Regions from separate parts of the Mus musculus genome. Here region 2 is linked to region 1. The links are chromatin loops, found by intact Hi-C in ENCODE. Cell type or tissue: heart. All regions are shown on one strand. Each heading gives the region's core, and the rest is flanking DNA. Links, peaks and the distances in the headings are about the cores only.

What was found. Hi-C counts contacts between places; a loop is a spot of excess contacts. Peaks named below come from ENCODE experiments on the same cell type or tissue, not always from the same donor. Only the 100,000 strongest peaks of a DNase experiment are listed, where the experiment ranks them.
Region 2: it touches region 1 in a loop (10-fold over the local background); 11 of 42 quality-filtered maps call a loop at or near these places.

What each region holds. Positions count from the first base shown.
Region 1 is chr12:117,320,519-117,332,906 of GRCm38, reverse strand. All of the region lies in intron 1 of Gm5441 (predicted gene 5441), which reads left to right. Among named protein-coding and RNA genes, the nearest start is that of Gm5441, 10 kb to the left of the region's middle. In heart, for the core only: a CTCF peak has its summit at 5,544; no DNase peak of the experiment used is centred there.
Region 2 is chr12:116,620,697-116,633,084 of GRCm38, reverse strand. All of the region lies in intron 2 of Ptprn2 (protein tyrosine phosphatase, receptor type, N polypeptide 2), which reads right to left. Among named protein-coding and RNA genes, the nearest start is that of Gm31336, 130 kb to the left of the region's middle. In heart, for the core only: a CTCF peak has its summit at 7,217 (motif pointing left); no DNase peak of the experiment used is centred there.

The DNA of each region.
Region 1 (12,388 bases), core at 4,544-7,043:
GAACTGGAAACCTGAGTTATAATTTCTGTTACCAATGAGAAAAATAATGTGAAGCTTGAGGTATGGAGATCATAGTGTTTTGTTAGGGTGGTAAGGTCAGCGTCTGATCAAGCCTAGGGACAATAGCATGACTGTTGTAAAGGGGGCCTGGAGCACTGTCATATAAATAGCAGAGCGGCACAGTGGCAGAGTGGCCCTTGTTTTCCATTCCCATTTGAGGAAGCTGGTTCTCACAGGTTGGGTGTGGGTATGTGGTCACTCTCCTGGTTGATCTGCAAACCCTAGGTCAGGTGGTTGGTGTGTGGTGTTTTCAGGGCAATGGGTGTGCTGGACAAGAGAATGAGGTCAAGCAGAATTCTCTGTCCATATTGATTAGGGTTTCTGTTGCTGTGGAGAGAAACCATGACTGAGGCAACTCGTATAAAGGACATTTAATTAGAGCTAGCTTACAGTTCAGAGGTTTAGCTTGTTATCACCATGGCAGGTAGCATGGTGGCAGGAAGGTAGACACGGTGCTGTAGAGGAGCTGAGAGTTCTACATCTGGATTGGTAGGCAGCAGGAAGAGATGGAGACACATGAGCCTGGCTTACACTTCGGAGACCTCAAAGTCCATCCCCCCCCAATAACAGACTTCCTCCAACAAAGCCACACCTATTCCAGCAAGGCCTTGATGCCCAGTAGTGCCAGTCTCTATGTGCCTATGGGGCCATTTTTATTCAAATGACACAGGGTCAGATGTATCTTTCCCTGTTCAGAATGCTGTAAAAATTAATCTTTCTGGATATTAAATACCCAGTCTTATTATAAAACTCTGCAAAGAGAACCATCCTCCTGTAACTCCACCTTATGCTAGAGGGAACAGTTAGTTACCCCCATGGCACCTCCCAAGGCCACTTCCCTACATGTGCAGATCACCCTGTGTGTCATATAGTTTTATGTCATTTGGCACAAGGTGGAGACAACTGAAAGGAGAGAGCTCCAATTGAGGGAATGCCTCCTTAAGATCTAGCTGTAGGATATTTTCTTCACCAGCAACTGCCTTCCCTGGGATGGCAGTTCTGGGTTCTATAAGAAAGCAGACTGAGCAAGCCATGATGAATAGGCCAGTAAGCAGCACTCCTAGGTGGCCTCGTTATGTTCCTAATGCCAGGTTCCCACTCAGTTTAAATTCCTGTCTTCCTTCAGTGACGGGCTATAGATATGGAAGCATAGGCCAAATAAACCCTTGCCTCCCCGGCTTGCTTTTGACCATGAAGTTTCATCACAGCGATAGTATCTGTAACTAGGACACCCTAGGGTAGTCATATAAGCATGAGTCTAATCAGCTACAAGGCGTGTAGTGCTCTGCAAAACCTGGTTCCTTATTTCACATATGTGGGATGTTGCCAGTGTTTAATTTTACACGGAGTTAGAGGCTTAAAGGATATGAATATTTTAAAGTCTCGATATCAAAATTTTGTTTTCTGGATTGTTATTAATTCATACTTCCCCCGGCAGGGCTGTCAGCATCATAAAACAGACACACCTCAGGCGGCAGTCCCCAGCCCTTGGCTAATCAGCAGGGAGAGCATGGTGCTTGATCGTTGATGAGGGTTTGGAACTGCAGTTGCCTTTTATTATTTTTTTAAGCCATCATACAAAGGGATACGTTTTGTGACTTGATATATAAGTCATCATGCTTAGACCTTGATGTGCTCCCCACCACCGCTGTCCTCCCTCATGCCTTGATGTGCTCCCTGCCCCCGCTGTCCTCCCTCATCCCTCCACCTATCTTCCTGATCCTCTTCCTCCCATCTGCCTTCACGACACCCACTTCATCACCCTCCCCTCTCCTCCATCCCATCCACCAGATCCCCTTTCTGGTTTTATGACAGGCATCCCCTACCCCATTTTAGTCTAGAGTCTACTTGAAAGAAAACATGGTATTTGCTTGAGTCTGGCTTACTTCTCTTCACACAATGATCTAAATCCCATCTGTATTCTTGCAAATGTCATGATTTAACTTTCTTTACAGCTGGGTACAATCCTTATACATCTATTGTCACATTTTCTTTATCCATTTGTGTGCTGATGGGCTTCTAGGCTGGTTAGACTTCCTGGCTCTTAGGAAATGTACAGCAATACACACAGATGTGCAGGTGTCTCTTGTGGTAAGCAGGCTTAGAGTTCTTTGGGTAAATCATTCTAGTTTGAGTTTAAAATTTTTTAATCTTTTCAAATTTTTATTTTACATATATAGGTCTTCTGTCTGCATGTCTGTCCAAGTAACACATGCAAGCAGTTCCTGCTGTGGCCAACAGAGGGCAGTAGATCCTCTGAGACTGGAGTTACAGATGTTTCAGATACTGTGTGGGTGCTGAGAATTGAACTTGGGTCCTCTGCTCTCTAACTCCAATTTTAGGTGTGTGTGTGTGTGTGTGTGTGTGTGTGTGTGTGTGTGTGTGTGTTTGAGAAATCACACTACCTTCTGCAGTGGCTGCACCAGTACCTTCTCCTACTAACTGCATATCAGATCTCTTCTCTGCTCACATCCTCTCCAGCATCTGATGTCTTTTGTTTCCTTGATGAGAGGCATTCTGACTGTAGTGAGGCAGACTCCCAAAGCAGCTCCCTGCTGCTAAGGCTGCCAAACACATTTACAACTATTCATCGTCCATTTTTGCTTCATACATTGAGAATTGCAGTCAGTTCGTTTGTTCAATTTATTTATTGGTTGGCTTGGTTCTTGGTATTTAATTTTCAATTATTATCTGGAAATTCTACCCACATACACAATGTATCTCATCTTACCTACCTCCTAGTCTCTCCCTTCAACTCTCTCTGCCATCTTTCCAACTTCATGCTTTATCCCTTCTCATAGCATGGGGTGATCTACTGAGACAATGGGCAAAGGGTGTCAGATCCCCTGAAATTGGAGTTACGGGTAGTCATGAGCTACCAAATGGGTGCTGGAAAAACTTGTGCCCTCTGTGAAAGTAGCAAGTGCTTTTGCTTTCTGAATCATCCCTCCAGCCATAAGTCTTTTCTTTCCTTAACCCTCCTGCAAACACATCCTTACTGGGCCCCGTGAACAGAGCATCAAACATGGCCTCTCCTACACCTGCTTCCGCCAGCAACTCCTTTCCTCACGTATTGTTTGCCATCCTTGATGCTTACGGAGAGCTCAGCTGGTTGTAGACAAAAGTCCCTAATGGCTCAGGAGCTGTGCTGACAGGAACTGATTCTTCCACTCATTCTCTTAGGTTAAACAGCCTTTCTCTCCAGGAGGGTTGGGAAATTGCTCAACTTCTCTGTTCCCACAGCGCTCAGACGGATCCTATCCATCCACATGTTCTGAGTCGACCCAGGAGCCAGAATAAGACAGACTTGTCCAGTGTTTGTTTTAAAAGTTTTTCCCGATGCCAGCAGCTCTGGTGCTGAACATTCCCTGATTATGGTAAATTTTCATACCCAGCCATTGTTAGGGCCTCATCTGCAGCTGAGCCATGGATTTCCCTTCCTTTGTAGGACTTAAGGTTTTTTTTTTCTTTTCCTTTCTCCTAAATCTCTTCCTCCTCAGCCCCCAACTTTTGCTATGAACTCCCAGGAAGGCCACCTCAGCACAGAACAGGAAAAAACTCCCAGTTGGTAATATATACCTGTACATACATACAGAAACCAGGAAGTTACAAGGGGAAGTCTTCTAAAACATTCTGTGTCTTTATATGAGAATTAGCAAAATCCTCCTGACAAAGACATTTAAATGACTGCCCTCTACAGTTACAGAAGCACACCACAAAACTAGTTATTCAAGAGCAAGATTGAGTTAGAGAAGCAACATGGAATATGCATTGAAAACTTGATAATATGAATGTAGGCTTTAGGAGTAAGCCTTCTGAGAAAACTTGATTTTTATTCTGTAACAATTTAGGTGACACAGTAAATAAAATGAACACTATAAGATAAATGCTACAGCAACAAATCCAATAGGTATGCTCTGTGTGTGTGCATTCCTACATGTGTGTGCACCTCTGTGTGCACCTGTGTATACACCTGTGTGAAGTTGTGTATACAACTGTGTGTGTACACCTGTATAGACACCTGTGTGTGCACCTGTGTGTAAGCCCGAGTGTGCATATGTGTGCACCTGTGCTTGCCTCAGCAGAGGCAGAGGTTGACATTGGGTATCTCCCTTCTCTTGCCCATATCCACCTCACTTTTTGAGACAGTCTCTCACTAAACTTTGGGTAAAACTTTGGAGAAACTGGCTAACCAGTAAGGTCCCTGGATCTGCCCTTCTCTGTCCCCCAGTGCTAGGGTTACAGGCACCTGGTACCATGCCTGTGCTTTTCCTTTTACTCAGTTTTCAGGGATGCAGACTCAGGTCCTTATACTTGCACAGTAGGCACTTTATCCACTGAGCCATCCTTCCAGCTTGCCAATGCTCCTAAGGAATGAAGAGTTAAGAAATTCTCTGAGGAAATCCAGTGGTGACCCATGAACATCTGCTACCAATGCTGAACAAACCCCAAATCTGATCTCTCTTATAGCAACTCCCCACCACTAAAGAAGAGTTAGATGAGGGGAAGAGTGTGTCCAGATGAAAGCCCATGACCAGCTCTAGCCAGATCCCAAGAACAATTTCAAAACCAAGTGCTCTACATTAGATGCAGTGCTTTCATTATTCAAAGACTTAGAATACTGTAAGAACATCACAGCCATCCCAGTTTTCTCAGTGGCATCTATAATTGGACATTTTAAAGATAAACTACCTCATCTACATTTAAACATGAAATTACAGCTTACAAACACATTATGAGATGTGTTACTGTGGGTAACTGATGTGTGAAGAGCAAAGAGTCTTTCTTTTCCTCCTCCTTCTCTTTCTCCTCCTCCTCTCTCCTCTTCCTCCTCCTCCTTCTCTCCTCTTTCTCCTACTCCTGTTAATTCTTTTTTCTGAGACAAGGTCTCACTGTGTATCTCTTTCTGGCCTGAATTTCCATATGTAGTATACATAGGTGGGAAAGATAAGCCTGCCTCTACTTTCTGAGTACTGGGATAAAGACATGCACCATGAAATCAGGTTAGAGAAGCTGAACATTTTAATGTGCTTTCTAAACTCTAATATGAGGAGCCAGGCATAGATGTGCCTGGGATGCTGAGCTGGAGGATGGTGATTTTGAGACCAGCCTGAGCTGCTGTCTACACTCGTGTGAGTTCTGGGGATCGAATCCATGTTGGCAGGTTTGTGTGGCAGGGAAGGCTCTTCACTGGCTGAGACATCTCACCAGCCCAGTCCTGAATGAATACTTTACTTTTTGAAGTGAGGTTTTGTGTTGCCTGGACTGGCCTCAAATTTGCTTTATTATTTTTTAAAATGTGTGGCGACTAACATGGGTGCTGGTATCTGGATCTGTTTCTCTGGTAGAATGAACAGTAAGTGCCCCTAACCTCCAAACCAGCTATCCAGACACAGATAAAACATTTCAGGAGAAATCCCTCATTTGTCTATGTAGCTTAGTGACAATTTTTATTCTACACCGAGAATCTAAGTGCTTCACAAAGAAAAACAAAATCTCTTCCCAGAGCAGTTTCATGCCGCAACCTTTTCAGTGGTCACAAGAGGGAGCCTCCACAAAAGAAAACAACTGCACAGATCACTGCATGCTTCTGAAGATTCACTCACACAAGCATGCTCACATGTGTGTGTCTGCACACACTAGTACCCGCGCTCACATATAGAAACATACGTATGCACAAACAGTTCACATACATGCTCACACAATCATGCATGCTCACATACAGGTACTTGCACACACACACATACATGTGCACAATGCATGTGTATTCATATGCACTCACATGTATGCTCACACCAAAGCACATACCCATTTGAATATTTGTGTGCACCCACATGAAAATTTGCACATATTCATACAGAAGTAAATTGGTGAGTCTTCCTTTATGCTCAAATGAATTGAGTTAACATGGAGTTGCAGGTTGAGAGGATGACAGCCCTTATCCTGTCCCCTTGGTAATTTTAGTGAGGAGTGGGAGCTTTGCATCCAGCAGTCACTACTCAGTATCATGACCCTACAAGTGGCACATCAGAGAATGCCAAAGACAGTGGTGAATGACGGGTCATCTCCTTTCCCACACTCATAACAAACAGTGATTTGTGTTTTGCTCACCTGCACATTTGATTCCCATTTTGTTGTTGTTTGTTTGTTTGTTTTATCTTTCCTTTCTGATTTGTTGAATAGGAGCCAAGCCCTTCAGAGATGCAAAGCTTCTTGGGCCAGTAACACTTCTAACATCCCTTGGATAGCATCCTCTTACTTACTAGCAGTGTTCAAAAATGTTCTGTTTCATAAACTGCCACTTTCCTATCATGAGCTATTTTTCCTTTCTAAAGTTGTTAATCATGAATTATAAATTTCTCCTGTGTTGAACATTCATTACTATCTACCCAATTTCATTCTAGAAGAATGGTGGGAGACAGGAGAACTGTTAGTCTCATGGAATTGTTTCACTTACAAGAGCCCACCAAAGGACTCAAAGGCAGTTGTACCAAGGAAAGGCACTGATAACAACTCAGGAGAGCTCCATAACTGGACTCCCACGAACGATTTGCAGGCAGCAGGACAGCAGAAGAGCCTCTTCTTCTCAGTAGCTATCACAGCTTATATGAGTTGAGAGAGGTTCGTGACTCATACATTTCATGACCTTCCTGAGATTTGTGAGCTGTCAATTCTGAGTTTTGCCAGTTTTGTTTACTTGCTGAGCCTTAAGGAGCTTTTCCCTCCTGTATGGAATGTTCTAATTAACAGGAAATGACTGTGTAACATCTCTATTGTTAGGTTTATTCCTAGGTATTTTATTTAGTAGTTTTGGGGGTTTTGTGGACTTAATGTGTTCCTTTTTCAGTGAGTTTGTCACTGATGAATAGAAAAGTGTTGGGTGCTGGGCATGAGGAAATAAGGTTGGGGGGACCTACATCCCACCAGAGCTGGGGAGACTGGATGGGCAGACATGGGAGACAGCCACGGGGCCCAGCAGTACTGCTGCCAGACCCTGCTCCAGGGGATGGGGAAGGCACAGTCTCAACCCAGACTCCCATGCACCACAGACCACTGGGTACCCGTGGAAGAGCTGGCTTCAGGGTTTCTGGGTCTCACAGAGGCTAGAGATAACAGGTTCTCAGTCTTGGACATCTCAGGCACCACTAGATGTCCAGGAAGAGCTGAGAACAAAGTGGGCGCCCTGGGGGCAGCTTGATCATCCCTGGGGCCTAAGTGAGAAGGGTCAGGGGGGAAGGCATTGGGTGGTTTCTGGGCAGGCAAGAGTCTGGCTAGCTCAGGCTGCTAGCTTGGCGGGTGACTTGGGTTGGCTGAGGTTAGACACGTGGCTCATTAGAGGGAAACCTGCTCCATTGCTCCAGCCTGGTGGATCCTGATGAGAAGAGACGGTCCATGGTTTCAAGGTGTTTATTGTAGAAAGGCAGAGAGAGGGAGAAGAGTAGAGAAGTAGAAGCCGGACATGGCCATGTGGAGAGAGGTGGAGGTTGGGGGGAGAGAAGGAGGGTGAAAGGTGAGAGTAAGAGAAAGAGAGAGAGAGAGAGAGAGAGAGAAGAGACAAGCGAGAGAGGAGGGGCCAAGCAGCCCCTTTTATAGTGGGCTGGGCTACCTTGTTGTTGCCAGGTAACTGTGGGGAGGAGCATGCCTGGCTATTGCCAGGTAACTGTGGAAGTGGAGTCCAGACAGCCTACTTGACTGATGGCCACAGAATTATGGAGCTGGGTCCTTGTGTCAGGAGCCTATGTCTGGGAGCATGGCAAACAGGCCTTCTGTTCCTTGCAGATTAATCTGTTGGGTCTGCTAGATTTGAACCCAGCTCAACCAGAAAACAGGCTGCCTTTCATGGTTCCACAGAAAAGCTACTTAAAAAAAAAATGTGTCCTGCTTCTTTGCTGAGTGTTTCTTAGATCTACAAGTTTTTAATGGAGTCTTCCGGGCATTTTAAGTACAGGATCACTTCTACAAGCAGGGCCTACTTGACATCTCCTTTTCTCTTTGTGACCTGTGTTAGTAGTGTGGTGGTGAAGGTAGCTGACTTTCTTTCCTATTTTTGTGTCTCCTTAAAAGAGTTCTTTTTTAAAAAAATTTATGTTTGTGGTATGAGTATTTGTGTATACCATGTGTATGCCTGGAGCCTGTGGAGGCCAGATGTTTCATCCCCTGGAACTGGAGTTACAGACAGTTGTGAGCCACCATGTTGGTGCTGGGAATATGGACTGGGTCCTCTGAAGTAGCCCATGCCCTTAACTACTGAGCCATCTCCCCAGCCCCTCTATTTGTGTCTGTTCTATTACTTACATCTTCCTGCTCCAATACAGAATCCAAGTAGTGTCTTAAGTAAGAGTGAAGAGAGCTGGCATCCTTGCCTCATGTCTCACCTTAAAAGAAATCTTTTCAGGTTTTCTCCAGTGGAGATCATGTTTGCTTTGGGTTTCTTATACGCAGCCTGTTACACTGAGGTATGATCCTTCCAGTCTTAAGTCCTTTCGGGGTTCTTCATCATGAAATAGTGCTGGATTTTGTCAGAGGCCTTTTCTGTATCTACTGAGATAATTGTGGTATTTATCATTGATGCTATTTACATGCTTGGTCACTTTTACTGAATGTGGATGTTCAGCCGTCCTTGTGTCCTCAGAGCAAAGCAACTGGGTTGGAAGGTTTTTAATGTCTATTGTTGATTGGGTTAACTATTTATTAGTGTCATTTGTTCTTATGAAGTGACCCAGAGGAGATAGCTCCTGATAATCACACTGATTAAGCCAATTGAAAGTTTTGAGTCCTTTATTAATGGCCAGACCAGGAGCAGTCTCACACCTCTGGAAAACATCTTTATAACCAAGCTCTGATGTATACCCTGTTATAAGACTAAACCTTAAGCACCTCAGTAATGGGATGTGTGTGTTATATTAGCAAGGAATTTAGAGTTGCCTAAGAACATCTGCTTTCTTTAAAAGGCTCAGTGGTATGTTCCAGATAAAACGTAACACGTTTGGACCACCATGGTCAAGGTCACAGACTGTCCCAGAGTGTCGTCAAGGTGAATGTGATTGTTGGTGGTGGAAGACTGAGAAGGGATTGTGTAACTTTAATTTTTTAAAAATATTATTTTTAATGATGGTTTTTAAATGCTTTAACCTTTCTTGTAGCCCACCACCTACCAGAGGTAGTGAGGAAGAAAGGATATGGGGGAAGTGGATATGTTTAGAAAGGTTCTTTGGAAATCAGCAGTTCAGTTCACAGGGTAGCAGGCAGTGGCAGCTTGATAAACTCTCAAACACTTTATGGATACTCCAGTAATCCAGGTCGGCAAAGTTGGGATAACCAACAGGAATCAGCAGTGATGGCACGACCTGGTAGAGACAGCCAGTCCTTAGCCATGGCACGAGTCAGCAGGAGGGACCAGAAGGAACACCAGGAGAAGTTCTCAGTTGTGCCTCTCTCCGCAAAGCAAAGATCAGCGAGGACTTGAGACCCAGAAGCATTGCACAGCTAGCTCTATCAGCAAGCCTAGCATCCCGTCTTCTCCCTCTCCCTCTCCCTCTCCCCCCTCTCTCATCCTATTTATACTCTCCAAACATCATGTGTCCTTTATGTGCCTTGCCTCTCAGCACATGTCTTACCTCAGCATGTGCATCCAATCAGCCTGAGTCTGAGGAAGTGGTAAGAAACTGTAGTACACCACTAGAGGTTTTTTGGTGCATTTCTCTCTGACACATGTAGTTCAGCTATGCAATGTAAGATAGACCAATGAATGTGTGTCATTATCAAAGAATCTTTCATCATGTGTCCTTTCACATGCTTGCTTTAGTAAAACATCCTCTCTCCTGTGTCTGCTTCAGCGAATCATTCCTTTATGAGGCAACCTTAACCTTTCACACCTGTGTCCACTTTAATGAAATGTTCCCTCCCGTGCTTGCCCCAGCAAAACACCATCAGGATGATGTTACTCTAGGCATTTCTCCAGTTCTTTAGTTACTTTCAAATCTTTGATTTTGGCTAAAGGATAAATACTGAGTCTTGGGGATCTTTAGCTTAATGAAGGCAGTTCTTTGTTTGAAGAACTCAAGAGGGAATTTATTATACAACTCTCCACAGCAAGTCCTATAAGAAGGAGGAGTCAGGGGTCAGCCAGCCCAGTGGGGAGGGTTGTGAGCCTTGGATTTTAATCAAATATTTCATGGTACCAGAAATTATTTGATTCCTGCTCTTGTTTTATTTTTAATGATTTTTATATTTTATGTGCATTAGTGTTTTGCCTTTGTATGTCTGTGTGAGGGTGCCAGATACCTTGGAACAGGAGTTAGACAATTGTGAGCTGCCAGGTAGGTGCTGGGAATTGAATGTTGGTCCTCTGAAAGAGTAGCAGGCACTCTTAATCACTAAGCCATTGTTCCAGCCAGACTCCTCCCGGTTTATTGTTTGTTTGTTATTTTGCACTTCTTAATTTATATTATTTTAAACTTTTTGTAAAGTTTTTTTTATAACTTCTGACTTGTTATTAAAGAAGTGATAGGTTTCTCCCAGTGTTAATACAAAGTCTTTCCTGGGACATGAAGCAAAGTTGCAGAGAGCTTCTTTTGTTAGAGATTCTACCTCGGCTTGTGCATCCTGAGGGAGAATTGAAGGTGTCTAATGTCTGTATCTAGCTGATGACTTATCTGTTGTAGGCCCATTTCTCTTCTGACTGGAAACCATAGTACTCAAGGCAGCTGTCCCTGACACCCCCATTCCTACCATCACTAGAATGAGGGGAGGGCCAGCTCTCCTGTACCACCAGCAGGGCGACTCAAAGGGGAGTAGAAAATAGGCCCTCTCTGGTCCTGAATAATAATACACTTGGGGGGTATATGTACCACCACACAGAAAGCTGAATGTTCTGAGATCATACAGCAGGTGAGACTGGTAAGGCAAACCAAGTTCCTGTCTAACTGTGAGACCAGTACTTCAAGAAGCAGTAAATGGGGAAACATAACCAACCAGGGGTCTTATTTATGAGAGAGCCTGAGCCTGCATGGCTCTGGCCCAGGTGAGATGGCCCCTTTCTAGCCCTGGTCTGGAACAGGCTTGGCAGAGGAGTGATGAATGTAGACGGAGACACTGTCAACCTTGATAGCAATTGATAGCAATTGGCACTGTCAGGACCACAGTGTCTTCCCAGACAGCTGTCTGTTCTTCTTTCTGAAACTTCTTGATATACACTTGGTCCTGGATTGGGATGATTGAGAGAGTACGGAGGAGGGAACTAGATGGGCGACTCTGACCCTAGAACGGGCTGTAGTCTGGACTTGTTGGAGAGACTGGTGATACTTTAAAAGAATCTGATTAGTGATGTCCTCAATGATAGGGTCTCTTAAATGGGCAACAAAGAGGTGGCCTTCCAAACGTGATCTCAAGGGAGGGGAAGGGTGAATCTTGTAAGGGGTACATATTGTCCTAAGAAGAGAGAGGGGTAAATACAAGTTTGGGCTATTTTTCACCAGTTTCCAAAGTTAATTTAGTGAGGGTGGACTTAATACTCTAGTTGATGTGTTCAGCCTGCCCAGAGCTCTGAGGTGAGAAGGCTCAGTGGGGCTTCTGTGGTACATGTTAGACCTAATTAACTGCGGACTAAATGAAGGCAGGTTCATTATCTGATCCACTTGAAGGGGCAGCCTGAACTCAGAAATACTCACATGTAAAGAATCTTGACTGCTGTAAGAACATTCTCCCTTTGGGGAGCAAAGGTGTCTATCCTGGGAAGGTGCCCACAGACACCAACAGACACTTAGAACCAGCAAGGAGGATTTATGAGTGAGGAGTCCTTTTGCCTCTTGCCTTCTGTTTGACCTGTGTATGTAGGGCAGACATTGAGAGGTCTTGGTGGCCATCTCTCAGAGATGAGGAATCTAGTACCTGGGAGATAGTAACTCCGTCAGTCTGGTGGCCCCCAGTTGGCTGATCTGGTGCAGTTGATGCATGAAAGGCATCTGAGGGCTACGGGGAGGATAATTCTTGACTCTGGCAATATTTACCATCCAGTTACATTCTATTTTGCATACTGGGAGGGACCTTTCTTTTTCCTAAGAATAGATGGGCTGGGGAGGAGCTGAGATCAGGAGAAGCAGTGGTTAAGACAGGCATTTCTGCTGCTTGCCAGACAGCCAGAAGTGCCTTCTGATTTTCTTTAGGTGTGTTGGTTGTTTGGTGCCCCTTGCAATGGTTAATGGTCACCCCTTGGGAAGTCAGATCTCTTCAAGGGAAGCAATTTCCATTGTTTTAAACATATGTTTTCCCTTTAGCAGTCAATAGGACTCTGCCTCAGGCAGGGGAGTGTCCTGGAGGTCTGGGTGAC
Region 2 (12,388 bases), core at 6,026-8,525, 700 kb after region 1:
CCAGAACAACAACAAAAAAAAAAAAAAGAACACACTTTTCATACCTTTGTAAGGGGCAGATTTGAGCAACAGGGTTCTCATTAGTGTAGCAAGTAACCCTTTCAGGCATTGGTTGGTTTGTATAGTGATTAATTAACCCTTTGGCCTAGTGACTCACTTTGCTTGCCCCCAAGGTGGGTTATTATGATTTGGTCAGCAAAGTAATAGTACATTTTGAACTTATGGATCAGCTATTAATGTCACAGCTATTAACATCAGAGGAATTCTAGCGACAAGGTCAGGGTGGTTTGTGGTCTTTGTCAGAATTCAGTGTGAGGCGGGGGGCAGGAGAATTGCTAATCTTGTTATAGTTATTTCTCCGAGAACAGTTAATATTGTTTTGGCAGCTTGTAGACTCAGTCATTTTGACCTCTAAAACTATGTTTTTACATTTGTTTAGTCAGCCAGCTTCCTTACCTGGCTCTGCACTTGACCTGCTAGTACAGTTTGGAAGGTCCTTTTCGAAGGAGGAAGATACTGGATGGTCTTGAATTCATTTTGGATATTACAAGAGGACTCAAACATACATCCTCACAAGAAGTTTGTTATCAAAGAGCACAAGTGAGCTCCTTCCTAGTCATTATCCCCATGAGATGGGCATCAGCCTGCACAGCTTTTCCCTCCCACTCCATGCTAGAGGGTCAGATCGCTCACAGTTGCCATCTAGGATTGATGCTGAATCTTCCTCAAGTGCTCAGAGCAAACAGTCCACTTAACCAGTTCCTGCATATCACTACCATTTGCCACCCATGACTTCTGAGAATACAGATGCTGTTCCAACATCTGTGAGGCTTATACATCACTACTGGATGAGTGCTGGCTCAAAGGCAGGTAGACAGGTGTGAAACCCATTTCATGAGCAAGTCAGATACAAGCTACTTACTGCTGCTGTACTAACTAGCTCACAAACACCTGTCAAGAGTCTATCTTAGGTGACTTGGTAGCAGCATCTCCAAACCTGCATGTATGTGATAGTGGGTCTCTGTCATATTAGTGTCTGAAACTGAGGTCTGGGACCAGGATCTAGGCAGGCATCCTCTCTTTCTAGCCCAGCTGTTTTCCCCATTTGCTCCAGCAGGTAGTTAGCTGTCCTCTCCTGGGTCTAAAAGCAAACCCTTCCCCCAACACATGGGGACAGACGCTCTAGTAGCAGTGGAGACTAGAGAAAAGGGGCCTCACTCAGCTCACAGATTCTTTTGTTTGTTTGGTTGGTTGGTTTTTGTTTTGTTTTGTTTTTTTTGTTTTTTGTTTTTTGTTTTTGGAGACAGGGTTTCTCTGTGTAGCCCTGGCTGTCCTGGAACTCACTCTGTAGACCAAGCTGGCCTCAAACTCAGAAATCCACCTGCCTCTGCCTCCCAAGTGCTCACAGATTCTTAATTCTTTGCCTACTGGGTCTTGCTTAGATGTGTTGCCCGCCATCTTCTCTCCTTGGAAGTGTTAAGAGTCACACTTGGCTAGAATACTTTTCTTTTTTCCTGAGTCAGAGACTTTGTCAACCAGGACAGTACACATTCCTTGCCTCTTCATTAGACATTATCCTAGGAAGCTGCCTTTCTGAAAATAGGGACACGCATTGCTGTAATGACATTGGTAGTGATGATAAATTCAAGTTTATTTCTGGAGGGATTATCCTTATCTCCATCATCTCAAGAATCAGAACAAAAAATATCCCAATTTTATCTACTTTAGTGGTTTGAATCCTGGATGTCCTCTCAAGGTCCACAGGCTAATGACTGGTGTAACCTTTAAGAAGTGGAGTCCAGAAGAACCTCAGACAACCAGGAATGAGTCCTTGCAAGGGACAGTGGACCCTGGTTCTTTCTTCTCTAGCTTCCTTTTGCTTATTTGTGTGTGTGTGTGTGTGTGTGTGAGAGAGAGAGAGAGAGAGAGAGAGAGAGAATGAATCACAACTGAATGGCCCAGGATAACCTAGAACGCATGATTCTCCTGCCTCGGCCGCCTGAGTACAAGAATTATGGGTCCGTACCACCATGTGTGGCCTTGTTTGGCTTTTTGACCACAAGATTAGTTTTCTGCTTTGCACATATGTCTTAGTGACTTACTGCTGTGAACAGACACCATGACCAAGGCAACTCTTATAAGAACAACATTTAATTGGGGCTAGCTTACAGGTTCAGAGGTTCAGTCCATTATCATCAAGGCAGGGAACGTAGCAGCATCCAGGCAGGCATTGTGTAGAAGGAGCTGAGAGTTCTATATCTTTATCTGAAAGCTGCTAGCAGAATAATGACTTCCAGGCAGCTAGCATGAGAATCTTAAAGCCCACACCCACAATGACACACCTACTGCAACAAGGCCACATCTACTCCAACAGGGCCACACCTTCTAATAGTGCCATGCCCTAGGCCAAACATATACAAACCATATCCGCATGTTTGCACCAGGATGGATTGCCACAGGGCCAAAACAATGTGGCAAGTGAGTGGATCGTGGCTGAACATCCAAAACTGGGAGACAGAATCCCTCTTCTTATAGGTCAAGTGCCTCAGTGTTTGTTCTAGTGGCAAAGCTGGCAACACAGTCATCAACCATGTAGGTTATTGGTAAGCCATGCATATCATGTGTACCTTTAACTACTGCCTGTTCTCAGGCCTCAAAGAATAGAACCTGTTGGGTTGAGGCCCACGCTATTAAGAAATATAAGATGTGTGCTGTTTCTTGGAGTTTTCAAATTTATTCTTAAATTGGACTAATACACACTAGATTTTCAAACAGAAAGTGATGTGCAACATTGGATTATTTATGCAAAATGCATTGGCAGAGCAACATCTAAAGCTCTGTTTTCTGTGTGTCGTTGCTGCTGTTGTTGCTGCTGCTGTTGTTTTCCTTTTGTAGTGTCTCTGAGAGAGATAAGTCAAAAAGTGGCTTTCTTGTGATATGCTTCAAAAATAGATGGAAAGGAAGGAAAGTAACAGAAGCCTTGAATGAAATTTTAACAGTGATTAGTAATGGCTCTCAAGGCAGCTGGCTAATGTACTCTCTGCTCAAAAACATGTTTGATCTGAAACATGAAAACAACATCGTGGTTTCCATGAAAATAGAAGTGAAATGAAGTTGGATAAAGGGAACCACAGATGTGTCACCTCCTGAGTTAGGCACTACTTGGAGGCTTGGTGGGTGAGTGGGTGGGGCATTTGCTTGACTCAAAGGCACTATACAGGGGTTTAAATTGTTTGTATTTAAAAGCAGAGATGGAGGCCAGGGAGATGGTCAATGGTAACATGCTTGCTGCACAAGCAGAAGGACCTGAGATCAGAGCCACAGCTGCCAGCCTCACACACACACACACACACACACACACACACACACACACACACGCACGGTCCCAGCACTGGGAGGCAGACAAGAGCATCCCAGTGGCTTGCTGGCCAGCTCATTGGGCCAACTGGTGAATTTTTTTAGGTTCATCGAGAGACTCTATCCCAAACAAATCAGGTGGGGAGAAGTAAACAAGACACCCAAGGTTGACCTCTGACCTCCACGGGTACTTACATAAGCATATGCATGCACATAAAAATATTAGAAAGCAGTGAAGAAACACTTATACGATGCACATGTTCACCAATACCTTTGAGATGATAAATGATCTTATTAGCCTGAGGTATGGATTAAAAAGAAAAAAATCTAAATGAATGGCCAGTGGGCAAATGCTTTTCCGCTAAACCTGAGTTCTTGAGTTCAGAGCCCAGGACCCACATGGAGGAGAAGAACCAACCCCCACAAGTTGTATTATGACCTCCACACATATGGGCCACATTTGTGGCCTCCAAACACATGTTCACAAACTAAGTGAAGCATATCTTGGTCCTCAGTTCCCGGAAGCTCCCTCTGTTGTAGATATGTGACTTGTGGAGGCTGAAGCCAAAGCTGAGGATGTGGGTTTGTGGGTTTGTTGATGGTCAGTGTCCCACAAGGGTAATGGGGACTTCCTCCAAGGATTTCTTTACTAAATTCCACTCTCTAACGACTATCTGCTGAAATACATCAATAAAAGGCAATTTTGTTGGAGTTTATTAATGTTATAGGTTTAAAGGCTCATCTCTGAGAACCAAACACAACGGCAGAGCTGAACTACACAGCAGCACAGATCAAGCACAAAGATAGGCAAACAAGAGGCATACAAGCTACAAAGATCTCCTCCGTCTTTGAAAAGGAAATGTGGGGCCCTGGGCTCTCTGGTCAGCACAGATTGAATAGAACTGGAATAAGCACGCTGAGAAGTACAGACACAATCTACCAGCAGTGGCTTCCAAGTGCCATCTGAGTATCTGAATTATAAATCTGAACATGGGAGTGAGAAGGAAGTGTCCAAATGCTTCCAGGAACCCATGTCAGATACACACACAACGTCTTGCCAGTCTTAAAGTAAAATCAAAAGAAGACAGAAATGAGGAGGGAGGATGAAAACTCTCTTCTCCTTGTGAAATACACACCTGGCATGATGGAACACAGCCACAGTGATGTTAGAGATGGCTGCTAGAAGGTGCTCCCTGAGCCTTGGTCACAGTGATGTTCCTGGGGTGAGCCAACCCAGACAGACAACCCAGGCACTGCGTGCACCTGCTAATATTTGACCCATCTTTGAGCAGAGATGAAGAATCCCCAAAGGTCCAAAGCCATGCTCCAATACAAAGCAACCAAGGAGGCATGTTGGGTTCCTTCTGGGAACAAACCGGTCTCCTGGACATGAGCCACTTCCTCACATTTAGGACAACGGCCAGCCCAGAATGTCAAGGAACAGGAAGCATGTGGTCAGTGGCCTTCTAAATGCAAAACCCTCCAACATTGTCACTTTTTACAGTAACAAAAGAAATAGGCTTGAGTCAAGAATAAACTGTATCCATGACATCGTTTGGAAAACAAACAATAAAACCGGTATAATTAGAGAGATAGAAACCATAATCCACATGCTCTGTTCCCTAGAGACTGCTGGGGTTTGGGCAGTGCCTGGTGCAGCCACATGGATCTTAGGAACTGTGCACTCTGTCCTCTACCTGCTTCCTGTGGTGGGTAACACAAGCCCCATCCTCTCTGGGCACCTGTGTGACTCTGTGACTGAAACACGGAAACCCTCAGGATTGCACTGCTCTTAAGAACTCTCTGATAAGCCCTGAATGTCATACCACTCATCAAATGAATACTGAATGGCATTTCTTACTGAGAACTCAATTAAACCAAGATATTCCTCAATGTAGAAAACAGCTGCCCTTCTCAGGCACTTTCTGGATAAGAGACAAACAGGTGATAGTACTCTTTGTGCCAACGCTAGAATAAAATCTTGACTAGTGTGCTCCAGATTCTGCTCTGCTTATTGGCTTGCATGTATTATTTTGCTTAATTTTCACAAATCCCCTCCCAGGTCTCCTCCCAAGTGCATCTCACAGTTCCACTCCATAGATAAGGAAGAAGCAGCTTAGATAAGGAAGAAGAGAAATCTTTCTATTAGGTTTTGGAGTGGGGAAGGAAGCCAACAGATCACGGCATCTTTGACCATGCAGATCAGCATGTCCCATGCACAGATTCCAACTTGATAATCCAGACAACTTGTTAACACATGGCCCAGGTGTGCTCTATCTAGACAGTCAACATACCCCAGCATGGACACAGAGAGGCCAAACACAGGTGCCATTCATTCTTGATTTATTAACTTCTGCCCACGTGGAAGTATAATAACTACAATAACAAGTTTGTTGACCTCTCTAAGTTGTAAGGGGATTCGGTAAGGGAGATAAGTGAGGCCTCTTTCTCAGAAACCGCCTGCTCATATTTTCTTGCTCTTAAAGGCTGCAATTATAACACATCAGCTAGGGCACCTAGTGGATGGTGCATCATGCAAGAAACAGATGATGTCTGTCACTGCCAAAAAGGAGTAATTGAAGAGCTTCTGTTCTTACTGTGTCTCTGGCTATCATTAAACAAATAGCATATATAAAGAACGAATGTAGCTGATGCCAGCTGTTGAGGAATGCTCTAGAGCCCAAGATGCCCATGGATGAAGGTCAAACAAGGAATTAAAAAAAGCAGCTATGGTCGCATGGGCCAGTTCATCCATAGCAGCCAGATGTGGGAGCGCCATTAGGAAGACCCCTGCAGTGGAGGCTTTGGCCAGCTGCTATGATGGTGAAGTTTCTGCACCAACCCAGCCAGGCTTTGGCCGACAGTTAGTAGATCACACTGTAGTCCAGAAGCTAATATGATAGCGGTCAGCTCCACTGGGGGCTTGAAGCACAAGTGCACCCTCTGAGCATGCTTAGTTGGTTACGCAGACATTGAAATGTCACAGGCAAGAACCCAGAATAATGCAAGGTGTAAAGTCCCCTGACCTGCCTTTGGAGAAGAGACTCAAGTCTTGTCATTCTAGACGTGCTAATATCTGGCACCATCAAGACCACAGCCTCTGCCTGGCTCGATCCTGGTGGTTCCCTTTCTCTGTGCCAAGGGTTAAAAACAGACTGATGTACAACCCACCAATCCAACGTGTGAGCCTTTAATATGAGCTCACAAGAAGAGAACTATGGGGCTCTCTTTCATACTGTAAACCCTCCCCTCTCCCCCCCAAAAAAACCTAAAATAAAGTACTATTTTAAAAGTAGAGAAACATGCGATAGCAAACACACACCACAGCCAGGTGTGACTCTCATATTGTAGGAGAGAAAGTCAGGGCTCTTGGTGGCCAGAAGGACAGTACAGCTGGGACTCTCAGGAAACAGGTCCTGAAAGACACTTGAATTGTCCTTTTAGAGAATTTCTGTGCACCTAGAAAACTGAAAAGGAAAAGACAGAAATAATTTGCAGCCCCATCCACCAACCTAAGGGACAAGTAGCCTGGCTCACTTTTACATTTAGCACTCCACTAGAATTCTCTGGAATCTTCGGAAAACTCATTACATTTGTCATTTTCATGACTGCACAGTCCCCATCACAGAGTCATCTGCTGGGAAGGGGGTGAGGGTGGGGGAATGGGTACTGATGAGAGGAACAAAGTCAAGGGGGGCATTCACAGAGAAAGCTCAGTCCGCGTCCAGTATAATTATTTAGTCATTCTTTCGGAGTCTTTTCTAATACAGCAATGAAAATTACAAAAAGAAACTGAGGAATGCAAAGTGTCCTTTATGTACATCACTCCTGACTGCATATAGCACCACCTGGTGCCAGGATAGAGTTACTGCAGGGTGGGGGGGCATTTTCACAAATTTCAATGGATGAGATGAAAGTTCACCTCAAGGAGAGTAGATCAGTCACCAGGCTAGGGTATATCATGGTCACTAGGCTACTTTACCTCATGATCATCCGGGTAGGTCACCAAGTCATCACTGGGCTAGTTTACCCACTGCTAATAAGTGTAGGTGTCCTGTGGGAGCTGGGCTAGCTAGCAACAAAGTCAACTTTCGCTTTATTTTGATTGCTGAATCATCACATTCCTGTAGTGCTTGTTCTGGATGTATAGCCTACACCACACAAGGGTACAGGAGTCAGGAGCTGCCTAGCTAAGGGACTTCGTGGACTCTAAGAACATTGCAGTTCTACACGAGAAACTTCTCAACAGCATGCACCTCTCACTCTCTCAGGAAAGAAGATGTTTCAGCCGATACAAGGAAACACAGGGCCTTTTCCTGGGGTTCACATTCTTACTAATAAAAGGACAGCCTCACAGAGAAACGCAAGGAAAATTTCATTAGCTTAAAAGAAAAGCCCTGGCTGATGTGGCTCTCATGTCTTTGATCCCAGCACTCAAGAAGCAGAGGAAGGCTGATGGCTGTGAGTTTGAGGGCAGCCTGGTCTACATAGTGAGTTTCAGGTCAGCTAGGGCTACGCAGTGAGAGCTTATCAGAAGAAGAGGAAGAAGAAGAAGGAAGAGGAGGAGGAGGAGGAAGAGGAAGAGGGGAGGAGGAGGGGGGAGGGGAAGGGAGAGGGGAAGGGGGAGACGCAGCAGCAAGCAGTAAGTGGCAGGACTGTAAGCCTGTCCTGGGGAAGACCCACAAGAACTCTGGGAAGGAAAAGTATCTTGATATAGAGATAGTTATTCCACCTGTCTTTTTGGCACGGCTTATAGTGAGCTCACTTTCCTCGGAGTGGTCCTGCCTTCTTGATGGGTGGCCCCTTAGCCAGATATTGAAAGACCTAACTGGAAAAAAAAAAAGTTAGGCCTTTTCCTTGATGGTCCTTTCTCATAACTCTAATACAACCAGAACAAACCCTATTCTGGCAAGCCCATGATACAGAGTGTACCCTGGGGAAAACCAGGCAGCTGTGGCTGCACCTCCTTAAAGAGGCTCAGGAGGGGCACTTGCCTACACCACCCTGTTCTCGTGGTTTTCCTTCAGGAGGTACTTCACAATCAACTGATGCCTGTCCAAAAAAATAAATCAATCAATAAATAAAAACCTCCAGTCTGAACTGCCAGTGCACCACATCAAAATCAAGCACGAAGCAAGTCCAGAATCTGACTTCTCATTAAGTTCACATCGTCCTTCAATTATATAAAACTTAAACTTAAATGCTGTAGGAATCGGTTTCCACGATAAGCCATAGATTATGAGCTAATAGAATTTGAAAAGCCAGGGTCAACTGTCTCCCCAGTGAAAGATGGATGAGGCATAGACCCAAAGGCCAGGGATATATTCCCAAACTTAACAACCTGCATACTGAGACAGTACAAGGCAGGCTTACAAATACGAGGTGGACTTCTCTATGTCGGATGAATCCAGCAGGTACAAAACCCCAGTCTACCTGTATAGCAGCAAACCCAGGAGCTGGGTGAGCTGTCGCCTGTCCTGTGCTGACAGCACTGGGAAAGGCTGGCAGAGGTGCGGCTTTTGCTGCACCTGGACCTGGTTAAGACCAGAGCAGCCTGCACTGCACACAAGGGCCTTGGTGGCAGTAGAAATTGGTGAGCTCTGCAGAGGCTGGAGATGAAGGTAGGATGGAGTCACACTGAGGACTAAAGTCATCAACAAAACGTGTAGCATCTGTGAGCAAGCGGCAGAAAATGGCTTAATACTGCACACTGATTTGTATGGCATTGTTGGGGCCACTGAATGTTGTGGATTGCACTGGCGCTGTTTGTATTTTGATGTTAATTCTGCTTCCTCAAGAGGGGCCGCCCCCGATGAGGCATGGACCATGTACTCAGGTGATTTCTCGAACCTTCTCCCCATTTTAACTGGTCAAATAAAGGCTAGAGCCTGTTATTCGGCAGTGGAAGGGAAAGGTGGGGCTGGAGGTTTTAGGGAGTGGGAAAAGAGTAGGGACGAGGATGACAGAGAAAGAGGGGGTGGAAGGAAGATGGAGCAGAACCACATGGCCTGGAGAAGCCACAGTAGCAAGGGATCTCATAGCTGGGGAATAGAGTAGTGTAGTGGTATATTTGCCCAATCTAGGTGTGCGGCTTATAAATATTGTAACTGAATTGTATGGTTTTTGCATACATAACCTTATTGGGGTTAGTGATTTACTTTAACAATTGACTGCCACAGACCCCACAAGCATCATGCAGACCATCACTGTGACTCACTTAGCCATACGATACAGACCGACCCATAGACTTCCAACCTGGCCAGAGAATTCCCATAAACAAAGCTGCCTCAAATATATCATCTCACACAGCCTTACAGCTTCACTAAACCTCCCAAAAAAACTTGAACAGCCTTCATGAAAGAAACACCAGGAGACCAAACCAAAGGGAGCACAGCAGGAGGGAGGAGGGAGGAGGGAGGAGGGAGGAGGGAGAAGGGAGGAGGGAGGAGGGAGGAGGGAGGAGGGGAAACTCCTTAAACAGGACTGTCTCTAGATGGAGAGTCTCCAGCCGGGCAGCCATCTGTCTTGATGGTGCCTGGCCCATGGTGCCAGCTGCTCCCACTCTGAGCTGTAGAACGACAGAATAAAGTACTCGAACCTCTGCAGAAACTCCTCTTTGGTGCAAACTGAACTGAAGGGGATAGAAGCTGTCCCAGCAGAACTGGTCAACAAGTCACCCAAGACCTCCAAGCAAGGAGTAGAAGCAGGCCAGATACAGAAATCAGAGGGAGCTCATGGCTCTGATATTTAACTGTGTGATTCTGAACACAGCAAATCCAATCAGATTTTCCACTGTTCCTATCAGGATGTTTTTAGCCACCACTCAGAGAAAATATGAGTCACACTGGCTTCAGTGGGGATGTAGGGGGTGGAATGAACATAACAGTTCCAGGAACCCGAGCCCAGGCTCAAGGGGCTCATTCCAAAGGTCTGAATACAGGTGTTACGTACTGATAGAGTTGAGGTGGGCGGGATCCACTAAGATTTCTTGACTCTTGTGGTTCAAGCCAAAACATTTTACCTGAGTCATGTGGTAAGATAAAATATAGTTTATTAACAAGGAAAAGGGTGCTTCAAGAATGAGCGAAAGCTAGCAAATTGGAAGAAAGGTGTACCCTCAAAAATAAAAAATGCTGCCCAAAGGGTCAATGGTCTTTAGCTGTCATTTATATAGTACATGAGCTCTCTGTTACACATAGCCCACATGGAGAAGGGTTTCCAGTCTTGTCAAACAGCTTCTTTCATGTTAGCCTGATGTCTGTCCATATCACCACTCTCCTGCCACACCTGGCAGGGCGGTCTGTTTTGTCTCTCTCTGATTTGCCCTTTAATGCTGGCACATCCACAGACTAGAATATGACTGAATCTTTAAAGAAGATGAAACTCTTTTTTTTTTCCCTCAAGTCGGGGGTTTCTCTGTGTAGCCCTGGCTGTCCTGGAACTCACTTTATAGACCAGGCTGGCCTCGAACTCAGAAATCCGCCTGCCTCTGCCTCCCGAGTGCTGGGATTAAAGGCATGCGCCACCACGCCTGGCTAAAAGATGAAACTCTTACAAGTGACTGTATGGATGAGCCTGGAAGGCACCATGCTACCAGAGATAAGCCAACCACAGGTCTCACTTAAAGGGACTAGCAAAGGCCATGAGAATCAGAGAAGCAAAAAGAACAGTGACTGTCAGTGGCTGAGGGAGGGAGGGGAATTATTCATCAGTAGATAGGGAGTTTTAAAAATTTGCTGTACAACACTTTACCTGTATCTATTGGGCACTTAAGACTGCGTTGGAAGGTTAGATTTTAAGTCAAGGATTCTTAGCATCATAAAGAACAGCCTTGGGTTTATTGCAGTAATGCCCCAAACATCTCAAACAAGCCAAAGTGTGTGGCACGCTGACTCACCTGCACCACACCCTCCATCCTCACTGTGTGCCAGGCAGGCTGGTCTTCCTGCATCTCTGGGGGCTGGGGGTGGGGGGATTTTTCCTGCCAGGATGATTCTGGTAATCTCAGAAAAAGGTATCTGCTGATGACATCTCCCGAGGACCTGGGGTCTACTTGCCTGGATATACCTGTACTTCTTCTCTGTGCTTGTCACGTATTCCCTTACACCACATCGGGAGGGAGAGCCACCTCTGGTCTCTGATCTCCACAGTTTCCACGCTGGCAGCCTTACCTGAGCATAATGCACCCTCCTGTGCAAACACTGACAATTTTCTCTGTGACTGTGACTTCTGCTTGTTTTACTGTAATGTTCAAAGGTCGGGTATTTTATAGCGTCTCTGAGGTTAGTCCACACAAGGCTGACAAATGTCAACTTTTGGTGGTTTTTTGTTTGTTTGTTTGTTTGTTTGTTTAACCTCAAAAAAAGCTATGGAACAGGTCTTCCGAAGTACAAGCGTTGACATCAATGTTGAATCTTGGAGATCAGCCTGACTGGACTGAGAAGGGCCTGTGAGATTTATGGACCTCACCTCTGGAGACATTGGTGGGAACTTCCCTGAGAGGATGAGATCCTGTGTAACTTGACTGTTTGCATCAATCCCTTGATGGATTTATAATGCAACTAGTGAGCTCACCGTGGGTGGGGTGGTGTCACCTATGGGCAGATGTCCTGGACAGTGTAAGAAAGCTGTCTAAACAAGCCACTAGGAACAAGCCTATGTGTCCATGGCTTCTGCTTCGGTTCCTACCTCTGGGTTCCTTCTGTGACTTGCTGCCCTGATTTACTTGATGATAGACTGTGATATGGAAGCCAAATAAACATTGTCCTTCCCAAGTTGCTATGGTCATGGTGTTTGTAACAGCAATAGACAACATGTCTAAGGTACCCTTAGTTCCAACTGCCACCAAATTGGTTTAATAGGTCAAGAAAAGTATTCATTTTCTTATTAGGTTTCATTTCTCTCAAGTTTGGTGAGAATTATCAGGTGCTCCTATCTTGAGAAAAGCCTAAACCCAGATCTGCCCAGCTTCATGCCTCTAACCTTCCCACTCACAGATAGCACAGAACTTCACAGAAAGGCAAGCTAAAGC